2 separate regions of the Mus musculus genome follow, and region 1 is linked to region 2. A link is a loop called in an ENCODE intact Hi-C map of the cell type or tissue named here. Cell type or tissue: heart. All regions are shown on one strand. Links, peaks and the distances in the headings refer to the core of each region. The heading gives the core; the rest is flanking DNA. Region 1 has its middle 30 kb from the start of Vav3. Region 2 has its middle 85 kb from the start of Vav3.

What was found. Hi-C counts contacts between places; a loop is a spot of excess contacts. Peaks named below come from ENCODE experiments on the same cell type or tissue, not always from the same donor. Only the 100,000 strongest peaks of a DNase experiment are listed, where the experiment ranks them.
Region 1: a loop joins it to region 2, with 2.4 times the contacts of the local background. A loop is called at or near these places in 2 of 42 quality-filtered maps.

What each region holds. Positions count from the first base shown.
Region 1 is chr3:109,304,826-109,316,195 of GRCm38, forward strand. No RefSeq gene overlaps it. Among named protein-coding and RNA genes, the nearest start is that of Vav3, 30 kb to the right of the region's middle. In heart, for the core only: no CTCF peak of the experiment used is centred there; DNase peaks (open chromatin) are centred at 2,846, 4,656 and 5,166; H3K27ac peaks cover 495 bases.
Region 2 is chr3:109,249,533-109,260,902 of GRCm38, forward strand. No RefSeq gene overlaps it. Among named protein-coding and RNA genes, the nearest start is that of Vav3, 85 kb to the right of the region's middle. In heart, for the core only: no CTCF peak of the experiment used is centred there; DNase peaks (open chromatin) are centred at 2,399, 4,639 and 5,619; H3K27ac peaks cover 2,529 bases.

The sequences.
Region 1 (11,370 bases), core at 1,411-9,410, 56 kb after region 2:
GGTACTGTCGTGCTCACAGATGCTGATGCCAGATTCTTTCTGCAGCTGTGAGGATGTTAAATGTCCTCTCAGGAGCTCCTTGGGAAGGGCAGTTTCTCTCTGCGATTCCTCTGTCTAATACTATAGGTGCTTAATATATGTTGCTTAATAAAGTGTTGGTGATTTAATAAAAATGCCAATAGTCTCATCAAACACTGGATCAGTATGCTGTATACATGTATTTATATCTACTCACTGAATAAATGAACATATACCCCCCTACAGGGCCACAGAGGCCATCTTGTTCTGATGGTTCTCTGTACAGACTCAAGCTGACTTCACTGATGATAGAGCTGAGAGTCGAGCCTTTGAACTTTGTTCCATCATTCACAGCACCACATTTATGTATCTGAGCCTGAAAGAAACGGGAATTTCTACAAAATGTGCTTAACTGTGAGGGTTAATACATACTCAGGAAATGGTGTAAAAGAGTTTGCTATGTGGCCACTGCAAGCTCACACACAAAGCAAATTTTAAAACTTAAAAACAATTTAGCTTTTCACCAAGAACTCTTGCAGATCCATCAGCACATTCCCCTTCATAAGCCGGATATTGTGACCATCACTGACTCTCTCTTCAATGATTTAGAATCTCACAATGCCAGGGAACTTGGATCAGCCATCTCTCTTACAGCAGCATAATGGAATAACTTAGGGATAAACCTAGTGAGTGAACTAGCTCACCTTTTGATGCAGCTCGAGGGTCAATCTATCATAAAGCCTACGCTTTGTCACTATTTGCTTATCTGACCTACATCAATAACATGACGGTGGCTGACAGGGTATAGAGATGGGAGAGGGGGAACTGAATTCAAGATTCTAATTACTTGGGTCCCCATCACTGTAAACTTCAGTTTGTTTGTTTGTTTTTAAATTTATGTATTGACAGCTGTTAGGGGTTTGGTAAGGGTCCTCATCAGGCAACTGTGTGAAAGGCTTGGTTGCCAATCCATGGTGCTATTGGGAGGAGACTGAGGGAGAGTCTTTAAGTGGAGCCTAGTGTGAGTTCTTCTGGTCACAGGGGGAATGCCCTTGAGGGAATACTGAGACCCTTGGCCCCCTTCCCTCTCTCTTTCTTTCCAGGAGGTGGTGGGTTTTGCGTATGCCCCTGTTTTACCACAGACCCCAAAGCAGTAGGCCAAATCAATGATAAAACCTCCAAAAGTGTGAGACAAACTCAAATTTTTTCCTGTTTTTAAAATAGAAATTTGGGCTGGAAAGATGGCTTGGTGGTTAAGAGCACTAACTGCTCTTACGATGGTCCTGAGTTCAAATCCCAGCAACCACATGGTGACTCACAACCATCTGTAATGAGATCTGATTCCCTTTTCTAGGGTGTCTGAAGACAGCTACAGTGTACTTACATATAATAAATAAATAAATAAATAAATAAATCTTTATTTAAAAAGGAAGTTTATTTATTTTTATTTTGTGTGTCTGAGCATTTTGCTTGCATGCTTCCATGTGCATCATGTGCCTGCCTAGGACAATGGAGAGTAGAAGAGGGTGTCAGCTTCCCCAGAACTGGCATTACAAATAGTTTTGATCTGTTGTATGGGTGCTGGGAACTCTGCAAGAACAGCAACTCCTCATAACCACTGAGTCATCTCTCCATCCCTCAAACCCTTTCTTTTAAAAAAAAAATTAATGACCTCAGGTAGTTTATCATAGTCATGGAATGCTGACTGTAACACACAGTGATTCTAAATGTAGATGCATTTGGAACAAAGTAAATGCAAGTGAACTTTGAGAACAAAAAGACCGAAGGTTTTAGAGTTGGAGAGGCCTGGCTTTGAAGCCACACTGTCTGTGAGACAGAGGGCTGGTTTTTTTCTCTGAACCCTGGTTTGCTTCTTACAAAATCGAGGTGATACATAGAGCTTAGAGTTGTGCGATTGAAATAAAATGCTCAGCTTGTATTAGTCATTCTGTCAATTTTTGTTTCCTACCTCTTGTCTTCTTAGACATATATATACAGTAGGTGACTCAAGGAGACTGCTAATTAGGGTAATAATGCTTTGTCCCGTTCTTTAAGGTTTTGAACTGAAGCAGTGTAGTAATGGGACGTGTTGGAGGTTTCACTGATATTACTCTCCTTGGTTATAAGTGATGAGTCTTCTTAGTGGAGAGAAGGAAATGAACAGAGTTGATTTTACCTGGTCCGTTTTAAGGTGTGTGTGTGTGTGTGCGTGTGTACATGTAGGTATGTATATGCATGTGTGTGAACATGGATATGGAAATTTGAGGTGAATGTCAGTTGTTTTCAATCACCACCTACTTTTTTTTTTTTTAATTTGATACAGAGTCTTGTACTGAACCCTGAGCTTGCTGTTTTGGCTAAGCTGGTTGGCCAGTAAGCCCCAGGGACCTGCCTATTTCCACCTCCCATAAGTATGTGGTCTTACATGGGTTCTGGGGGCTCGAACTCAGGTCCTCATATATGGCAAACACTTGACTGGCTGAGTCAACTTCCTCACCGTTTTTGGCATTGTGAGCTGTTATCAGACATTTCACAGTGGTTGAAATGATTGACCAGTGATGTCCCTGTATTTGTCATCCCATCTGACCCTCCCTGAATTATTTCTTGCAGGAAGTGTTAAGGGGCAGAATTCCAGCTTCAGGGAGAAAGGGGAGCCCTTGATAGGCTGCTCTATCCTGCATCAGCCACGTGGAATTCTCCTGCAGGGCAGAGAAGAGTCCAGTTACTATGACAATCAGAGCTGTTCTGCCAAGATTGCTAGCCAGGGTGCCCGCACAGCTAATTGCTATGCGCACATCCGTTCATTAGACTTTGACCCAGAATTACTAGTGTCTTTCACAAGGTAGGCAGTGAATCATTGTTTTTGGCTCCGGCTTTGTCTCTTTCAGCCGTGGTTTGGTTTGTATCAGAAGTACAAACTGTGCAGGCCATTACCTCTCTTAGTTACGAAGCTTCTTGGACTTTTACAAGAGGCTAAGATTTTTTACTAGAAAACACACATTAGTTATCCAAGAGCCCAGAGAAGCCGGTTGGGACTCAGAGCTGCTGATCAGCACCTCTGTGATATTATACAAATTGCTTCACCCCTCTGAGCCAGTTATCACAGCTGTGAAATGGGGTAATAAAATTTCCATCCACAGAGTTATGAGGCGACAGAAAAGAACGAGGCACTGAGAATCTCTGATACCTGTGTTTCCATCCGAAGTGTGAAGGCACGGTGGGATGGAGCAATACCTAAAGGCCTAGCACTCAGGTTTCTCTGGCTGGTGGCTAGCCACTGAGACCAGGGGCATCTCCCCACAAAGGTCGCACCCTTTGTGAGTCGGTATGTTGTCTGTCTTTCATACTTTACCATCTTTGAGTTAGGGAATATTAAAAAGCTGTGAAGAACCCCACGACCACCAAACAGCAATACAAATTTCAAACAATGTTGATTTTCTCCCACTAGCTCAATCAAAAAAGTTTACTTTTCTGCTCTATAATCGCTCTTTTGTACTACAGTCCTACTCCTAGAATTCTGGAGCGAGAACTACCAAGGTAGAATACTTTATATTGAGTAGTTTGAGATGGGATCCACTAGAAGTTAAATTCAAGTGTGTCTTTCACAAAGAGAAAATGGCGACGTTTAAAAGCAAACATTTATTGTGTGCTATACCTGTTATGTGTCAGACACCGTGGATCTAAAGACAGTAATATAAATTTGAAAATTTCTTTATTAGGAACAATGTCCTTCTAGCTCTATCATGTGATGGCTGCAAACAAGTGAGGGACATCTGATTCCAAGCCCCTACAACAGCTGGCCCTGTGATAGTAGCCTCTGAAAGCTTCCTGTTTGATAAGTACTCAGGCTGGATGTGAGACTCTTAGAAAACAGTCGCCTTGTTTTCTTATCTGTGCACCCAAGATGGGTTTTGTTCCCAAAAAGTTTTGTGTATAAAGCCACTGGAAAGGAACACCCAGGTTCCTTTCGGGACCTTTGCAGAGGGAGGCAGGATCTTAGCTAACTTCCCACCAGTCATCTTCAATTTGCCACGGCAGGGTAACTTCCAGCTTTGTTTCCAATGAGGCTTTTTGTTGATGTAAAAACAACTGGATGGGAGCATTCTAAAAAAGCACATTTAGGAATTTTTATGTTTTAAACAATGAAGTGCAGCTATCCAAACGAACTGTAATTTCTCCCTTAGGTTATATTCTGGCTTCAAATGAGACCAGTTAATTGCCGCTGTGTCTAATGTTGCCTTGGTTGATGTGGGAGACAACACTGTCTTGACTGTGACTCATTAGAAGCAACTGTCCAAGTGGAGGGTTCTCTGGTCCAGCACTGCTAGCTGTGGTAACTTTTGGCTTTAGTTTGTGAACATGGATTCTAGCCTTCTCTACACTCAAGCTTAGTCTCTTACCACAAACACCAAACTACCTAAGTAACAAACTCACTTCTTTGGCTGCATGAGAAAACAAATATTAATCCTCGTCCCACCCGTGCATCAGTGCTGCGGTTCTCGGCTTCTCACAAATGGACCATGCTGCGCTCCTAGGAGGGCTCTGAGCAAGCAGCGAAGTCTCAACATGTTCCCGGTGTGGGAGGGGATTCTGTGAGAATGAGTTAGCTGGCTGCCACATCTGGGGGAGGCCGGTGATGAAAGATGGCAGCTGGGATGAATGAGAGAGGAGCCAGTTTCCGGGAGGCAGGGGCCAGGCTCCTTTATGACTCCCTCCACCTTATCCAAATACCATTTGTATGAATCAGCTGCCCCTGGGCTGCCAGGTGCTCCCCACCCCCTTCTAGAAGCAAGAGGCAAAACCTTACTGACCCTTCCACCTGCAGTAGGAGTCTTCTAGGGCCACGCCATGGATCCAACGAGTGCACAGCTTAGCAACAGACCCTAAGGCTTTAAAACAAAAACATGTGTTGGATAGGACTTGGAGAGCTCAGGGGCTGGAACTGCTCTCTGTCCCATCCTTGAACATGTCAGCTGGCGCGTTCTCTTTGTTGACCGGTTGAGCTTTCAGTAAGTATGACTCTACTAAACGCATTATCTGCACCATCTCATGTATCCTCACGGCAACCCTGGGAAATGGCACGTGTGCGCCACAGCTGAGCTAAAGGAAATGAGACTTAAATCCCAGGCCCACTGAGCTATCTGTCCTAGCTGCTCCAGAATGCAAAGCACCTAGGAGCTCCTGCCTCTGAATGGGAAGCTGAGGAGCCTGAAGAGTCAGGAGATGAGTCTCTCTCCAGCCAAGGGAAACGCCCACCCTCTAAGGCTCCTGGCTGCCTCAGGAACCCTCCCCTTTTCTCTGGGAGCAGTGCCAGCTGGGATACCAGGTCAGAAATGCAGGGAGGCTCCTGCAGTGACTGAATAAGTCACCCTCAGGTCCTGCTGTGGCAAAACTACCCTGCCTTCCTTGTTGTGGCTGTTGGCCCCTGTTCTGCATCATCCATTTGACACTGGCCTGAATACTTCCTAAAGGACACCTTAGCCCATGAACTCTACCTTCTTATTTTGCCCCTCCCTGAGTCGTCCTGATGGTGACATAACTAATCCATGACACTCCCCTCATTCACATGACTGGTGAGCCTTGTTTCTCACACCGGGAGTAGTGGCCAGGCACAGTGTCCATTGGCCCATGCTTGTAGAATTTTTCACTCACATCCAATCTCTGCCATCTCTTTTCTCATCACCTCAAGCCAGTTTGAAGTTATTAGTAAATTTTTAGTGATCTCTCTATGAAGCAATAAACCGAGTGTTCCTGCCCAATGTTCTCTTGTCTGTAGTTCCCTTGTGAGTACCCCATGGATCATTAAACTAGAGCCAATAATTGTCTAATTGCAATGTATCATTTAGGATTGCTTGGCTGCCAATGATGGAAACTAAGCCTTAAGGCAAAAGAAGACAGAGGGAAGGAGCAGAAGAGGGAGTGAAGGGGGGGGGCAGAAACAGAGACTATAACCATTTCCTTTTTGTTCTGCCATTCCACAAAATCATTTTTAGGAAAGGACTCTCACTTGACACACACATACACCCTGGGCAGGATACCTACACAGACTCTCCTCCTGACATGTATACTGTGGGCCTGGGATATGCTGAAAGGAGTCATTAGAAGGGGAGAAATGAGTGCATATCATGTGCTTTCTTTTGTGATTGGGTTACCTCACTCAGGATAATATCCTCCAGCTCCATCCATTTGCCTAAGAATTTCATAAATTCATTGCTTTTAATAGCTGCATAGTACTCCATTGTGTAAATGTACCACATTTTCTGTATCCATTCCTCTATTGAGGGATATCTGGGTTCTTTCCATCTTCTGACTATTATAAATAAGGCTGCTACGAACGTAGTGGAGCATGTGTCCTTCTTACCAGTTGGAGCCAAAAAAAAAAAAAAAAAAAGGCACAGGGGTGGATGGGGCAGAATAATGCCTCACAAGCTACAGTAACAAATGGGAGGCAGAGTAGCCTCCGTCAGCTTCCCCACCATTATGTCTTCTTTTCCATTTAGTTGCCCCATGGCCAGGAGTGACAATACAAAGCCTACTCTAAAGGCAACACTTGCTAATAAGGTATGTTTTAACATCTACGTCTTAACAGGCCAGATGACTGTTTGAACACTGCTGTTGGAGGGCAGCTGTGTAGCTGTGTTGTGCTCTGAGCACAACAAGCCAGGGGCATGTGGAAACCTGTGTATTCCAGGTTTGCCCCCAGAGGGGTTTTTATGGATCTTGTTAGCTTAGAGAGCCGTGTAAGCCTCAGGTTCATGCTTTACCTCTGTACCATTCACAACTGCCCACGCACTTCCTCAATGTTTGCCTTAGTCATTGTGCCCTGGGCTAGTGTGGTCTTATCCTAAGAAACTGCTCAGCAACTGCCTGGCCTGAAGTCTCTCTACCTCTGTTTCAACAGATCTCCTATTTACACATATTTACCTATATTAGTTACAAAAAAAAAAAAGGATTTTTATTTTTATTTTAAAAAACAGAGTGGCTTGCCCAACTCTCTTCCTCGTAGAAACTAAGGAGAGCCAAGTCTTGTATGCATTATCTCTGAGGTAGCTGTGGAATTTTCTAGAATTTTCATTCAGAAATGGGATTTAGTACACTCTGAATTCAACTACAGAATCGATTGTGTCTCCCATTGGTGTGACAGAAGCACAGGACAGACAGACACAAGCTGAGGAACAGGGCTTGTGTGGAGTCAGTTTGAGGGTACACTCACTTTTGTCTGGCAAGCAGGGAGGCAGAAGTGCGAAGTTGCTGGGGACACTGTCTGTGGTCACAAAAGCAGAGATGAATGCTGCTGCCTGCTTGGCTTTCCCTTCTTTTGTCTTTTCCTGAAGTGGTGCGTCCCACATTCTTCCCTCCCAGGTTCCTTGGAGATCCTGTCCCAGACACACCTCCAGGTGCATCTCCCAGGAGATTGGAAATCAGTCAAATTGACAGCTCAGGATGAATCGCCGTGGGTTTCCTTAGTGAGACAGCAGAACCTCCGTAGAAGATGTCTTCCCCTTCAGGCATAAGCTTTGAGGACAGTTTACTCGAGCGCCCGGGATGCCTCCCAGACCTGTACAGTGTGCTCCTGTCTATTTCCAGCGACTTATTTTCCTAAAAACTCCTTTCACTTTATGCAGTGTTTTGATCTATAAAATTTACTGGTGCGTGTGTGTGGTCATGGATATCAGAGTTTTTATTGGTTATTGGTTATTTTATTTATTTACATTTCAAATGCCATCTCCCTTCCCAGTTTCCTCTCCACAAACCCCCGATCCCCTCCTCCCTCTTTCTGCCTCTATGAGGGTGCTCCCTTACCTGCCCACCCACTCCTGTCTCAGCGACCTAGCGTTCCCCTACCCTGGGTCATTGAGCCTTCACAGGACCAAGGGCCTCCCCTCCCAGTGATGTCAGATAAGACCATCCTCTGCTACATATGCAGCTGGAGCCATGGGTCCCTCCATGTGTACTCTTTAGCTGACGGCTTAGTGCCTGGGAGCTCTGGAGGGTCTGGTTGATTGATATTATTGTTCTTCCTTCAGCTCCTACAGTCCTTGCCCTAACTTCGCCATTGGGGTCCCCGCAGTCAGTCCAGTGTTTGGTTGTGTACATCCGCATCTGTATTGGTCCGGCTCTGACAGAGCCTCTCAGGGGACAGCTATACTGAGCTTGATATCAAAAATTTTAATATGTGCTCTTTTTATTCCTTCACACTCTTCCATCTACTCTTTCTCCCTGGTGACCTTCTGCCCGGCTGCTTTCTCCTTGTTCCCACCCAGACAGTAGGTCTTTCCTTGCCTCCGTGCTCCTATGATAATATCAATCTAGCTCTATTCTAACATGCTTTTGTTTATAATCATGCTTTGGGGGTATCTTCCGTCCTTTACATAAGCCTTTTCACATGGCTGATGCTTGGTAGATTGCAATGACCATGAGAGAAAGTAGTTTAGGCAAAAGAGAGCTGATATCCTCTCATTCTAGTCAAGAAGGATCCAAGGCGATTGACCCTGCACCTAAAGCTACTGACAATGGTACTTGGAGCTGAAAAGGCGAATTGTCTATAAAGAGCTTGATGCTTCCTTTACTTGTTTCAAAAAACAAATTGCAGTCAGTAAGTAGTATTTATTAACTCCTTAAGGAACTGTGGTTAGAGAATGCAAATATAGTGGAGACAGACCCTGCCTGTCCGTGTTTTCAAGGTCATGGTTGTTAGAGCTAACACACAATGCTCAATTGAATAAAAGAACAATATATTGTGGCAAAGCCAACCTTTTCCTTTGTGATTGTTCTGCTCTAGGGAAGGAAAGAGTGCTGTTCCCTCCCCAAAGTGCTGCAGAGACATATTTTATTATGTAAAAATGCAGATGGTCTTTATCTCAGAGTTCGATCTGAACAACCATGTTATGAAACCTCTTGTAAACCCTTAGCTTCAGCTGGAAAAGTTTTAGTGTCCTAAAAGGAGAGGAGAGAGAGTTAGTTTAAGGAGTTACTACCTTGCCAAGGAATTCAGGGTCCTGTTTTTAATCTCTGATTTTGGCTTTTATAACCTCTGGCTGATATATAAACTTTTAAAATGTGTTTACTTTGTCACTCATTGAAAAATGTATTCACTGTATAGCATTATATTATTGAATATTTATATTTGCCAAATTAAAAAAAAAAGCATTCAGGTTTCTTTATTGAAACATAGGGTTTTCTATAGAAGTTACACACATATGTATGTGTGTTCGTGTGTGTGTGTGTGTGTGTGTGTGTGTGTGAGAGAGAGAGAGAGAGAGAGAGAGAGAGAGAGAGAGAGAGCACATTCACAGGACCTAGTCTCCTCCTGAGGTCAGCACTAGCTATGGCTATCTAACATTTCATAGCCTGTGACAGTCTAGAGACCTAGAGACCTCTTAGGGACTTGTGAAAGTTCTGGAAAGCTTATTTCTCCTTAGTCCACTCTATCTAAATCAATCTAAGATGACCTTAAGTCACCTAGGTTCAGACCCCAAACCAGAGCTCCACTTTAGTGCAAAGGCCTCTTTCCAATAAGCATTTCCTGGGTCGCTCCATGTGACCTTGCCGTTGATCTCACGTCTTGGCTCTGTCCTCAGCATAGTCACGCTCTGTCTTTTATGTCTTCCCTCCCTAAATGCTGGTCGTTCAGGGTCTTGACTTCCATTTCAGATGAGCTTGTTAAAATTCTTCACAAAGACAAAGATTCTGTCAGGTTTTCCTTCAGATCCAAGTAGAATGTCCCCTGTGATGGGCAGGTGCTACCTTGGGAGCTACCTTGGTCTCTCCACCAGTACCCCTACTCCCACATCAACACAGACATGAGGGCAGAGAGGCCATAGCCCCAAGGAGTTGGCTCACGTGGGGTCTGGATCCTCCCCCCTACACTTCCAGAGCTCAAGGCACTGATAAGACTCTTCCATACTTATCAACTAGACCATCATGGGTCTCTCCCTCACCTTCTTCTCTTCTTGAGGACTAATAAAGTACGGGGGTGTCCATCCTTGGGATTTAGAGATGGCTGTGGGCAGCTTTTGAGTATAAACTCATAGGATGAACTGAGTTAATCTACGCAGGAGTGAGGCTCCTGTGGTGTGGGAGAGGCCAGACTTATGGGGCAAAGTAGATGTGGGTCAGGATCAGGACCAGGCTGGATCATCCTGAACTTCCACATTCTGACAAGAAACCCCTCCCGTTTCTAATTTGCATTGTTAGTCGTGAAAAGTATTTCAAGGTGAAAGCTCGGAGCATATTGTATCAGACTATTCGTCTAAATCGTGACTTTTGAACACGTAGGTATGGACGGCTTCCGTGTCCACTCTTGGTCCACAGTTCACCAACGCACAGCTGTTGTGGTTGCCTGCATAAGAGCAAGCCAGCCAACATTCTAGCACGGAGGAGGAATGTGTTCTCCAGGGTCCACTACTAGCTACAGAATTACGGACAGTCGTTTTTGTTTTGTGTGTTTGTTTGTTTGTTTGTTTTTAAGGATGTTGCTCCTGGAAGGTCAACCATACTTCAATGGATGGCTCCACACCCACACCTATGGAGTCCATGGATTATTGAATTAAAAGAAAGAAGACACAAAATAGGGGGGCATAGAGAGATGAGGATGTATCTGGAAGGAGTTAAAAGAGCAGTCAGGGGTTGATATGATAAAAGTTTATTCTATGGAATTATCAAAAATAAAATACTCTAAAACTATTGATAAAAGAGTAAAGAGGAAAATTATATTTTTATTGCAAAAGTATATATATAATACAAAGATATATATGAAATGCATTATAGAGATAGAATTCTTGTTTCTCTGTTTACTATATTCTATATAAATGCACATATAGTTTATTTTGCATTTATTATTTAGATTTAGAATATATTCTTATAATATAAAATTATACATATAAAATTTTAAGTATTTTTGCATTGTATGAGTAATGTTTTCTGTGCGTAGAGATTTAAAACAATATAGGAGGAAATTAATTGAATGCTAAAGAGGTAGAAGATATTGAATTTCTTTTTTCTAATGTTCATGTAACAATAAAATGGTCATATTTTGTACTATATTCTACCCAAAGAAAATCTTTGAACAGGACCAAATCTGCAGGACCCTAGGAGATTTCTACTGAGTTTGTATAGTATTATGTAATTCCAATTTTAAGCAAGGTCAAGAATAAAGTTAGTACAGATTTGATGTAACAGAGCATGCTTTTAATTTATCTGGATATCATATGTCAGGATATTTGTTGATTTTTTTTTAAAAGAAGCAAGTAGACTCAGCTTCAATTTTATATAGTACAAAAGAGTATTAAGGTTTCCTGGTCATTTAACAAAGTAATGAAAGTTGTTTAGATTGGCAAATGTTCTATAATG
Region 2 (11,370 bases), core at 1,155-9,154:
GGTTGATAATTAATGGAAGGGCCCAGCTCACTGGATGGATGACCTTGGATGCTATAAGAAAGCAGGCTGAGCAAACCACGAGGTAGCAAGTCAGTAAGAACACTACTCCATGGCTCTGGATTGGCTTCTGTCTCCAAGTTCTTGCCCTGATTGAGTTCCTGCTTTGGAGTCCCTAAGTGGACTGTGACTCAGGGTATGCAAGCCAAATCAATGCTTTCCTCCCCATTCTGCTTTGGTCCTGGTGTTTTATCTCAGCCATAGAAACCCTAACTAAGAGGAGAGGCAACAGGAGCATTCTCCCCCTCCCCCTTTGCTACTTCACATTTCCCATTGGTGTTTGCCCCTAAAACCTCCTTCACATACCCTCATAATAAAATAGAAAATTAAACCAGAACTGCCGGAACAAATCATTTCAATTCTAGGACTGCCTCAGAAGCATAGAGATACATGAAAAGGAAGTGTCTCATTGTGTTAAATGGCTCCATCCCTTACTTATGTAGACTTCATTGCAGAAGTTCCACAGTGGTGAATTCCTCTGGTTGCCTGTTCTACCCTTTGTGGCCATTTAGTCTCAACTTCTTAAAGGTGTATTAGGGAAAATGAATGAAGTCCTGCCTACAGAGAGCTCGGTACAGTGCTTGGAGCATGAGCAAGACACAGGAGGGCTGTCACTCATTAACATCTTTGCTGTGCCACAATCATTTGTCAACTGCTCTCTCATAACTTTGGCTCCCCTCCCTCCCCCTTAGAGTGAGAGCATGCCATCTCCTGCTTAAGGCCTTCTGCCCACCATTGTTCCTCCAGCACGTGGAGGACAATATCAAACCCAAGACACCAGAATGAGTCCAGCTTTGCACCAGGAGGCCCTGCAGAGTTTGGCCCTGCCTGGGTCTGACAGCCGGTCCTCAGTGCTCTCTGTGTGCCCACCCTCTGACCTCCTTGTTGTTTCTTAGACTTGCCATGCTTGCTATTGCCTCATAGCCTTTGAATTTGTTCCCCACCAGGAACATTCATGGTCCTGCATGGTCTTAGTCTTCCTTCTATATCTGGTCCAATAGATCTTCCTGGAAGTTGTGAAATGTGTTGCCTTCTTTACTTTCTTTATGACACTTTAATTCTAGTCACTCGGTTTCATGGCCATGGCCCACCTCCCTCTACTGGGTCCTAATCTCCCCAAGAGTAGATCTTTGGGGTCTTTCTCAGCACTTGAGATTAACATCCTTGGTGCTCAGAGCAGAAAGCCCAACTTGGTTTAAGAATACTAGAAGTATCTGAACAGTGAGAAAAGGCATGACCAGGAATGGCTTTAACTGTTGTACCCAGTTCAAAGACATACTGCTTTCTACCCAGATGCTGCCATCCCCCCACCATCCTGCTTAAAAGAACTCCCGGGGTACCAATTAGAATGTAGAATTGTTAGGCTCTGTGACCTGTGAACCTCTGAGATGATTTTCTCTATACACAAGAGATTATGAGTTAGTTTCAACTTCTCCCATGCCTGTGGATCATCAAACCAGCATCCAAACAAACCTCAAAGGGACAATAGCTTAGGGAGACATCAACCTTCTTTGAGGTGATGTGTGGAAGATGGTTGGGGACACTGGAAGAGACACAGAGTGATGCAGGGACTGTGTTAATTCATCGTCTGTACCTTGCTGCTAGAGAAAGCCACACTTGGAATTCACCAGGAAACTAGGATCTCCAGGAGTCTCAATCCTGGCTTCCTGGCAGCCAGTACTTTTTCTTCTTCAATTCAATTAAATCAGTCCTAATGAGTGGGTCTATAGAATGGAAGCTCCTGTTTGCAGAGCCCAGGGAATGATAACCAGCCAACATTAATGAGGATGGTCACTGAAAATGAGAAAACTTGATTCTCCCACCCAGGCAGCAGGTAGAGTTCTGGTTTCAGGCATCAAGGTTCAGACTTGTAGCTCATAGTCTCCTTTGCAGTGAGAGACATTTAGCAACAGAGCTCCTGGGCTTTTCCTATGTCCTGACTCCTCTCAGTTCGGCCATGCTCGATCCGTGATTCCTCTGGCTGCCTCACTACAGAAGTCTCTCAATAAACAGAAGCAACCGCATTTTAACGGAGATGGTAAAATACCTTTCCTGATTCCGTAGGCACGGGTCGAGGGCAGGAGTCAGAGGTCTGACACGCAGCTCATGTTTACCCTTTGATCATGTGTCATTTTTGTTAGAAGACAACATATGCCATCCTTTGCTGTGTTTTTAAAATAGATTCAGAGGAAGTATGGAATTAATCTTAACCTTAAACACATTGAGCCCAGTACTTCCTATCCAACTGGAGAATGCACTATCTAGTTTCCTACACCTCGCCCTTGCTAAGTTTAGGCCCTTTGGGTCAGCTGTTAAGAAGGAAAAGAAGTGGGAGGAGGCAGGGCTTCAGGAGGATAAGGCATAGCACAGCCCAGAGCATCCAACTTACTTCCTCACAACTCCCCTCCCCCACTGTAATGTAATCAGGCTAAAGGGCCTTGTGATTTTCAGTGTTTCAAAGAGGGAACAGGGCATTTCTCTTTCTCACTGTGCTCCACTTTATTGATGTATCTTTATGAGTGCTGAAAAACAGCCCATTAACAGCACATATCTTGATGGTCTTGCTATTCTATAGAAAGCACAGCTTTGCTTTGCTCGTTAAAAACTGGCTCTAAGAAGAAAGTAACCACATAAGATCTCCATTTTATCTGCTCTCCAAGGCAGAGAGAGGCAGTGCTGAGCAACAGTGCTTGTAGAATTTGTCTTTTTCATCTCTCTCTCTCTCTCTGCATGCATGTATGTATGCATGTATGTATTTATATATTTAAAGTATTCACTCACTTTATATCCCAGTTGTAGCCCCCTCCTTCCTCTCCTCCTAATCTCACCCTTATAACCCCTCCCCCCAAGTTACCCCCTCAGAGAAGAGGAAGCTCCTCTTGGGTACCACCCTGCCCTGGAATATCAAGTCGCAGAAAAACTATGCACATCTTACCCCACTGAAGCCCGAGTAGGCAGGCCAGCTAGGGGGAGGGTATCCAGTAGCAGGCAACCCTCCTGATCCAATTGTTAGGAGACCCACATGAAGACCAAGCTGCACATCTGCTACAGATGTGTAGGGGGCCTAGGTCCAGCCATGTTCTTTGGCTGGTGGCTCATGGGCCCAGGTAAGTTGACTCTGTTATCTTGTGGTGTCTTTGAACCCTCCAGCTACTTAATCCTATCCCCTACTCTTCTGCATGACTCCCAAGCTCTGCCTGGTGTTTGGCTGTGGATCTCTGGCTTCTTCATTTAGTTAAAGTTGTTGAAATGACCCATTTATACCCAAGTCAGTCAATAGTCTTCCATCTTTAGAGATATTTATACTTTAGCTCAGGAAGATGGCACTCAGAGGCTATTGTATCTTCAGCCTGATTTTCCCTGAGCTGAGCCCTGTGCTGTGGCTTCAGCTGGGTGTTCAGCTGATGCTACTTGGAGTGATGCTGTGTTAGAGTCTGCTGCTTTAGGGTCTGGGTACCCTTTGGGGGCCAGGAGCCATCTAGTGCAGGTGAGCTGACCCCATGAAGTGGACCCAGTACCATGTTTCAGTGGAGGGGGATACTTTGTAGATTTTCTCTCTCCTTCAGCAACCCCTAGTTTCCCAGGCCTCAGCCTGGATGCTACCACCCTTCCTCTCAGAGACCAGGCATCCACTTTTCATAGAAGCACAGAAAATCACAGAGAGCAGAGTTTCTGGCTTCCCAGACAAAGAGCACAAAGGAAACCTGGAGAGGAGTTTGTAAAGCAAACAGTAGAGGGAGGAGCAAAACCTGCCATCAGTGAGAGCAACATGACCTGTTTTTTTTTTTTTTAAGATTTATTTATTTATTATATGTAAGAACACTGTAGCTGTCTTCAGACACACCACAAGAGAGCATCAGATTTCATTATGAATGGCTGTGAGCCATCATGTGTTTGCTGGGATTTGAACTCATGACCTTCAGAAGAGCAGTCGGCGGTGCTCTTAACCACTGAGCCATCTCTCCAGCCCAACATGACCTGTTTTGTGGAAAATTTAAAAACACATAGTTAAAATTTTAAGAAGACAAGAACATGAGTTCTTATGGGTCCATCATGCAACTCCCATAACCACCAGCTCTCTGCTAGCTTGCTTATGAGTACCACTCCCCATGTGTATTTTGTGTATGTATGTCCGGTAGAATTTTACCTTCACAGCATGTGAGCCTTACCTACTCCCATAACAAGTATGCAAAAATAAAATTTCATTAGTGAATACTTGTTGAGTTTTTCTGTTGAGATCCCTTCCCACTTTTTGCAAAGGTCCTGGGACAGAAGACTGCAGAATGTTTCAATTAAATGCTAATAAATGCAGAAAGTGACCCCTCCCCCAGTCCTCGGGTCCTCCTCAGCAGTGGCTTTCAGCCACTTCCTTCTGTCTGGATTCTTAAAAGTGTCCCTGGTGGGCTGCTAGTGACCTGTGTGCTGCCTCTGGCACCCACACACTTCAAGGACAAGCTTCCTCTGGGCATTTGTGACCACTGGGGCTCAAACTTTTCTTAATTGCTTGTATGTTCATCGACTGTCCTTTTGTCACGGTGCAGTGACCCATTTTTTTTTTTTTTTCAACCACTGGGCTGATGGGATCTGATGAGCTGCCAAGTCACATTGATGGGATGTGACTCAGAGAAGGGAGCCACACACGTGATAGTGTGGTGGCATTTGTCTTGATGAAATGCTTTCATTTTATAGAATGTTTGAATTACCACTGTTACTGCGAAAGATGAGCTAATGGCACCTGTTTTGATTCATACGATAATAAAACAGGAAAAAAATTAAAACAAATCTATAAAATCATATGACTATTTCATTCAAGTATTTCTTGGCCACATGCCGTTCTTGGTTCTAAGGCGTAAGCAAGCAATGAAGTTTGAATGAATCAGGAGAGAGTGAGTGTTGTACACATGTTCCTGTTGCTGTAAATGGTTTTAATTTGTCATTCTTTCCCGCTCCCCAAACACACTTAAATCAGAATACACGTAGGAAAAAGATGTGTGTACACTATAAAGGATTTGAAAATAGGACTGAGAAAAATGGGCTTTGTAAATGTGAACATGCTAGATTCAACAGCACACTAAAGGGGTCCCAGAGGGCAGAGCGCACTTGCCTGGATCCTTCTCTTGCTTCTCAGCCAGTTGGCTTCCTGTTGGCTTCAGGTAATGGAAAGATTATGGAGTGGGAAGAGAGGATAAGCCTGATGTGTTGGTTTCCTGTGGCTAGTGTTGCAAATTGCTAAATACACACACACACACACCTACCTAGTGGCTTAAGCTACACAAAGTTATCATTTTATGGTTTGGGAGGCCAAAAGTCAGAAATTTATCTTCAGAGACTAAACTCAGTAGGGCTACCCTCATGCAGGCTCTAGAGACACCCCTAACCCCCGCGCCCCCCTTTTAGGGCATACCCATATTCTTCTGCTTGTGAACACACAACTCTAGTACTGCCTTGACTGACCTCCCTGCCTCTCTCTTATCAGGTCCATTGTGATGACAGTGGGTTTCTGGAAAACTCTGCAGGGCTCCCAGGATGACTCATCAGCCTCTTGTCAGACGTCATTTCTTCCTCAGCCGCTTTTGGAGCAGATCCCCTCCTCTTACTGCTTGACAAGCTGAAGTGGTTTACTGGGTTTTGGACAAGGGGAAGTGGAAGTGCTTGGGTAGTGTTTGTGGGGACAGGGCAGGGAGATGCGAGATGTCTTGGGCACTTGGGTAATTATGAGCAGAGGCTTAGTTTTCCATTTGCCAAGAGAGTTTTCTCTCTCTCTCTCTTAGGCAAACATGCGTGAATGGGGAAGAACTATCTGGAGGACAGCAGTAGTTAGATAGTAAAGGCAGACACACTGGGCCTGTAACTCAGAGCAGTTCGATTTCTGGGTGCAGCTAGTGGGTGCTCCTGACAGAGGTTTTGAACAATACAGGACTAAGGAGAGGTTGGCAAAGCACCTTTGAGAAGGGGATTGATTTCCAGCTAGGCTGCTTAGTCTTCAATTTCCCCTTTCACCCTCTTTATGATCTGCAACAAACTGCTGTGCTCCCTAGCATGTGCCTATGAAAGTGGGACAAGGTCACACAACATTAAGGCTGGCATCAATGCTAAATGAGGTAATGCTCAGAGAAGTATTAAACACATGTGCGACTTCAATTCAATACATAGTTCTAGAAATCCTGAGCCCCTATCCGTGGGCTGCTTGCTGTCCTAAGTCATTGCTCTCTTGGATCTTTTAGCCTACAGGCATATAGAGACATCAGAGTGTACCTAACAACAAACTTAGCTTAGAAAGAAAACCGGGGATGGGAAGACAGAAGGTACACAGGTTTCCTAGGGTGGATGGCTTGAGTTGTGCTAAATGACTGAAATTAAGCCAATGTGTCTGGACTCAAAAGAGCGAGGAGACAGAGAAAGATCTGAGGAAGCCAGCAGGTAAGGGTATTAGGCTCTATGCTAGGAGTCTGTGGAAGCCGTTGAAGGATTTTGGCATCAAACATGTATGTGTATGATGAAGACTTAGGAAGCACCACTGTTAATGGCTCCTGGAGATCAGATTGGAGAGGTGCCAGGTGAGGTGGTGAGAGAAGGGCCTATACTGCTTTGGTAGATGCTCACCTGGATGCCTGGAGCAGGGACTGTGCAGTGAGGGAGAAGCTGGGGTCCAAGAAGGCAGAGAGCACTGGGGAGCCCCTGGATTGATTGACTAGGGAACAATTGCAACTTATCCCTTTGTGTGCTGGACACAGAGGGACAGAGGAGCTTTGGAGACATCTCAGAAAAGATGTTCCCAGTCACTTGGGAGAGGTCTGCCATGGAGCTAGAAATGTTGAACACACTAACTTATAAATAAGGAAACTCTGACCGGACAAGCTAACACGTCTCAAAGTGTTAGTCTGCAGCAGACAAGGCTCTGTTACTGTCCTAGCTCCCTTAATATCTGCAACAGACTTGAGAGATGTTTTCTCCACTTTACAAATGAGGACACAGAGACACCAGAGCTATCCTAGACCTTGCTCAAGGTCAAACAATTACCAAGGCTTAGAACCAGGATCCAAACCCAGGTCAGCCCTGGTGCAATATTTCTGACCACTTCAGCACACCTGATCTCTTGGTGAGTGAATTGGCACAGTTTCAGGATCTACACTGGTTCTATTACAGAACTGGGCTCTATCACATGGGCTGGGCTGCCAAAGCTACCCCATCAGTTTTCAGGGTACAGGAGATGTTGGTGTTTCTGGTTGCCATGGTTTGCATAATATGCATTCCTCACCTGCTGGAATCTCCTGCGCTGAGCAGCAGCTGCCAGTGACTGCAGAGCGACACATGCCAGAGCCTCAGAGAAGCACGTGCAAGAGAGGCTGCAGTGGACAGCCGCAGGCGGTGACTATCTTTTCAAGCAAAAACATGTTTGAAATGTTGGGGTTACAGCAGGGCTCTGCCTCTTTCAACAGGCAGGAGGCTGATCCTCACCCTAAACTAGGCAAACACTGCCTGTAGGAAAACTTTGGTTATTGTTTGTAAGCCAGAGAAACTTGACTCTGCCCATCTTCATTGCACCCAGAAAGTGCAAAAGATGTGTTGCCATGGCAAAAGGTCTACCAACTTCCTCTGCAACCATGGTAGTGTCTTAGCCTGGCGGGATGCCTTCAGCGAGCAATCCCCTCCCATGCCTAGAGTGGGTGGAGCCCCGGAGTAAATTATATAAACTTCAAATCAGAGATATGTGTAGACAGCTCTGTCTATTCTCTTGTGTTTTATTACAGCAAGGGTCCTCCTGCCAATCAAGAGGTACTCAGTGCCTTCACAAGGAAGAGAACGGTGGAAGTGCTTTCAGCCATCCTTGTTCCCTGAATGTCCTACCACTTCTGAAGCTCTTTCACTGTCCATGGCTGAGCCACTTGATGAAAAATCAGAGGCTGGGGTATGGTTCAGTTGATGAAGTGATTGTCTAATGCACTTGAAACCCTAGATTGGATCTGCAGCATGGTATAAAACTGGGTGTGGTAGTGCACTCCTGTCAGAGGTACAGGCGTGAGGACCAACAGTTCTAGGTCCAGCTTAGTTAACTGATTTTGGGTCCAGCTTGGGCTACGTGAGTCCCTATCTCAAAAGAACAAATGGACAAGCGAAAAACAGCAGGGAAAAGAAAGAAGAAAGACAGGGTTCAGAGGGTATATGAAACAACACTTTTAGTACAACAGTTGAGCATTTATGTGTGCTTGATTCCAGGGCAGCTTCAAAAAATAAGGGACGTACATACCTTCCCAGGCCTTCCCAGCCATTCCTCGGGAGGATTATAGTGATAAATCCAGGCAAACTGACTGGAGACACAGCATACTGAGCTTCCAGAAAACCTGGTAGAGCTCAGAAAGAGAGAGAGAGCTGTAAATGGAGAGAGAGGAAGACATGTGGTTGGTAATCATAGCTCTCCACCTAGGGTCTGATCTCCACAGATCAATCCAGGGAACCCAAGTTGTCTCTAGAAGGAGCAAGGCTTCAATAGGATACATCTATTAGCAAGAAGGAGGTCAGGACAACCGGCCACCTTCCTGGTGAGTGCACAGGGGTGACGGTGTGGAATACAGAGGCCAGCCGTTTCTGGGACAGGCGAGAGCCACAGAGCTTCTGAGGAGGCGCCATCTTTGGCTCCAGACAACAGGCCACCTTCCTGGTGAGAGCACAGGGGTCTGCCCGGCCCGAGAGGTTTGTGCCTCAGGCCCCGGCGGGAGCCTCCTTGGCTCCAGGACTCCGTGGAGGGCAGGCTGCACGGGTGAAGGTGTGGAAAACAGAGGCCAGCCGTTTCTGGGAAAGGCGAGAGCCAGAGAGCTTCTGAGGCGGCGCCATCTTCGGCTCCAGACAACCAGCACCTTCCTGGCCAAAGCAACACAGCTTCTGGGAAAGATCCTGTTTTGGGCCTTCACCTTCAGCCAGGAGGAGGTCCAAACACCAGATAACTGTACACCTTCCCTGAAAGAGGAGAGCTTGCCTGCAGAGACTGCTCTGACCACTGAAACTCAGAGGAGAGAGCTAGTCTCCCACGTCTGCTGATAGAGGGTAACAAAATCAACAGAGGAACAATCTCTAAACAAAGACAACTATAACAACTAACTCCAGAGATTGCCAGATGGCAAAAGGTAAACGTAAGAATCCTACTAACAGGAACCAAGACCACTCACCATCATCAGAACCCAGCACTCCCACTTCGCCCAGTCCAGGGCATCCTAACACACCTGAAAAGGTAGACCTGGATTTAAAAGCATTTCTCATGATGATGGTAGAGGACATGAAGAAGGAATTTAATAACTCACTTAAAGAAATACAGGAGAACACTGCTAAAGAGTTACAAGTCCTTAAAGAAAAAAGGAAAACACAACCAAACAGGTAGAAGTCCTTATAGAAAAACAGGAAAACACATCCAAACAGGTGATGGAAATGAACAAAACCATACTAGACATAAAAAGGGAAGTAGACACAATAAAGAAAACCCAAAGTGAGGCAACGCTGGAGATAGAAACCCTAGGAAAGAAATATGGAACCATAGATGCCAGCATCAGCAACAGAATACAAGAGATGGAAGAGAGAATCTCAGGTGCAGAAGATTCCATAGAGAACATCGGCACAACAATCAAAGAAAATGGAAAATGCAAAAAGATCCTAACTCAAAACATCCAGGAAATCCAGGACACAATGAGAAGACCAAACCTACGCATAATAGGAGTGGATGAGAATGAAGATTTTCAACTCAAAGGACCAGCAAACATCTTCAACAAAATTATTGAAGAAAACTTCCCAAATCTAAAGAAAGAGATGCCCATGAACATACAAGAAGCCTACAGAACTCCAAATAGACTGGACCAGAAAAGAAATTCCTCCTGACACATAATAATCAGAACATCAAATGCACTAAATAAAGATAGAATACTAAAAGCAGTAAGGGAAAAAGGTCAAGTAACATATAAAGGCAAGCCTATCAGAATTACACCAGATTTTTCACCAGAGACTATGAAAGCCAGAAGAGCCTGGACAGATGTTATACAGACACTAAGAGAACACAAATTCCAGCCCAGGCTACTATACCCAGCCAAACTCTCAATTACCATAGATGGAGAAACCAAAGTATTCCACGACAAAACCAAACTCACACATTATCTTTCCACGAATCCAGCCCTTCAAAGGATAATAACAGAAAAAAACCAATACAAGGACGGGAACCACGCCCTAGAAAAAACAAGAAGATAATCCCTCAACAAAACTAAAAGAAGACAGCCACAAGAACAGAATGCCAACTTTAACAACAAAAATAACAGAAAGCAACAATTACTTTTCCTTAATATCTCTTAATATCAATGGTCTCAACTCCCCAATAAAAAGACATAGACTAACAGACTGGCTACACAGACAGGACCCAACATTCTGCTGCTTACAGGAAACCCATCTCAGGGAAAAAGACAGACACTACCTCAGAGTGAAAGGCTGGAAAACAATTTTCCAAGCAAATGGTCTGAAGAAACAAGCTGGAGTAGCCATTTTAATATCGGATAAAATCGACTTCCAACCCAAAGTTATCAAAAAAGACAAGGAGGGACACTTCATACTCATCAAAGGTAAAATCCTCGAAGAGGAACTCACAATTCTGAATATCTACGCTCCAAATGCAAGGGCAGCCACATTCATTAAAGACACTTTAGTAAAGCTCAAAGCACACGTTGCACCTCACACAATAATAGTGGGAGACTTCAACACACCACTTTCATCAATGGACAGATCATGGAAACAGAAACAAAACAGGGACACAGTGAAACTAACAGAAGTTATGAAACAAATGGACCTGACAGATATCTACAGAACATTTTATCCTAAAACAAAAGGATATACCTTCTTCTCAGCACCTCACGGGACCTTCTCCAAAATTGACCATATAATTGGTCACAAAACAGGCCTCAACAGATACAAAAATATTGAAATTGTCCCATGTATCCTATCAAACCACCATGGCTTAAGACTGATCTTCAATAACAACATAAATAATGGAAAGCCAACATTCACGTGGAAACTGAACAACACTCTTCTCAATGATACCTTGGTCAAGGAAGGAATAAAGAAAGAAATTAAAGACTTTTTAGAGTTTAATGAAAATGAAGCCACAATGTACCCAAACCTATGGGACACAATGAAATCATTTCTAAGAGGGAAACTCATAGCTCTGAGTGCCTCCAAGAAGAAACGGGAGAGAGCACATAGGAGCAGCTTGACAACACATCTAAAAGCTCTAGAAAAAAAGGAAGCAAATTCACCCAAGAGGAGTAGACGGCAGGAAATAATCAA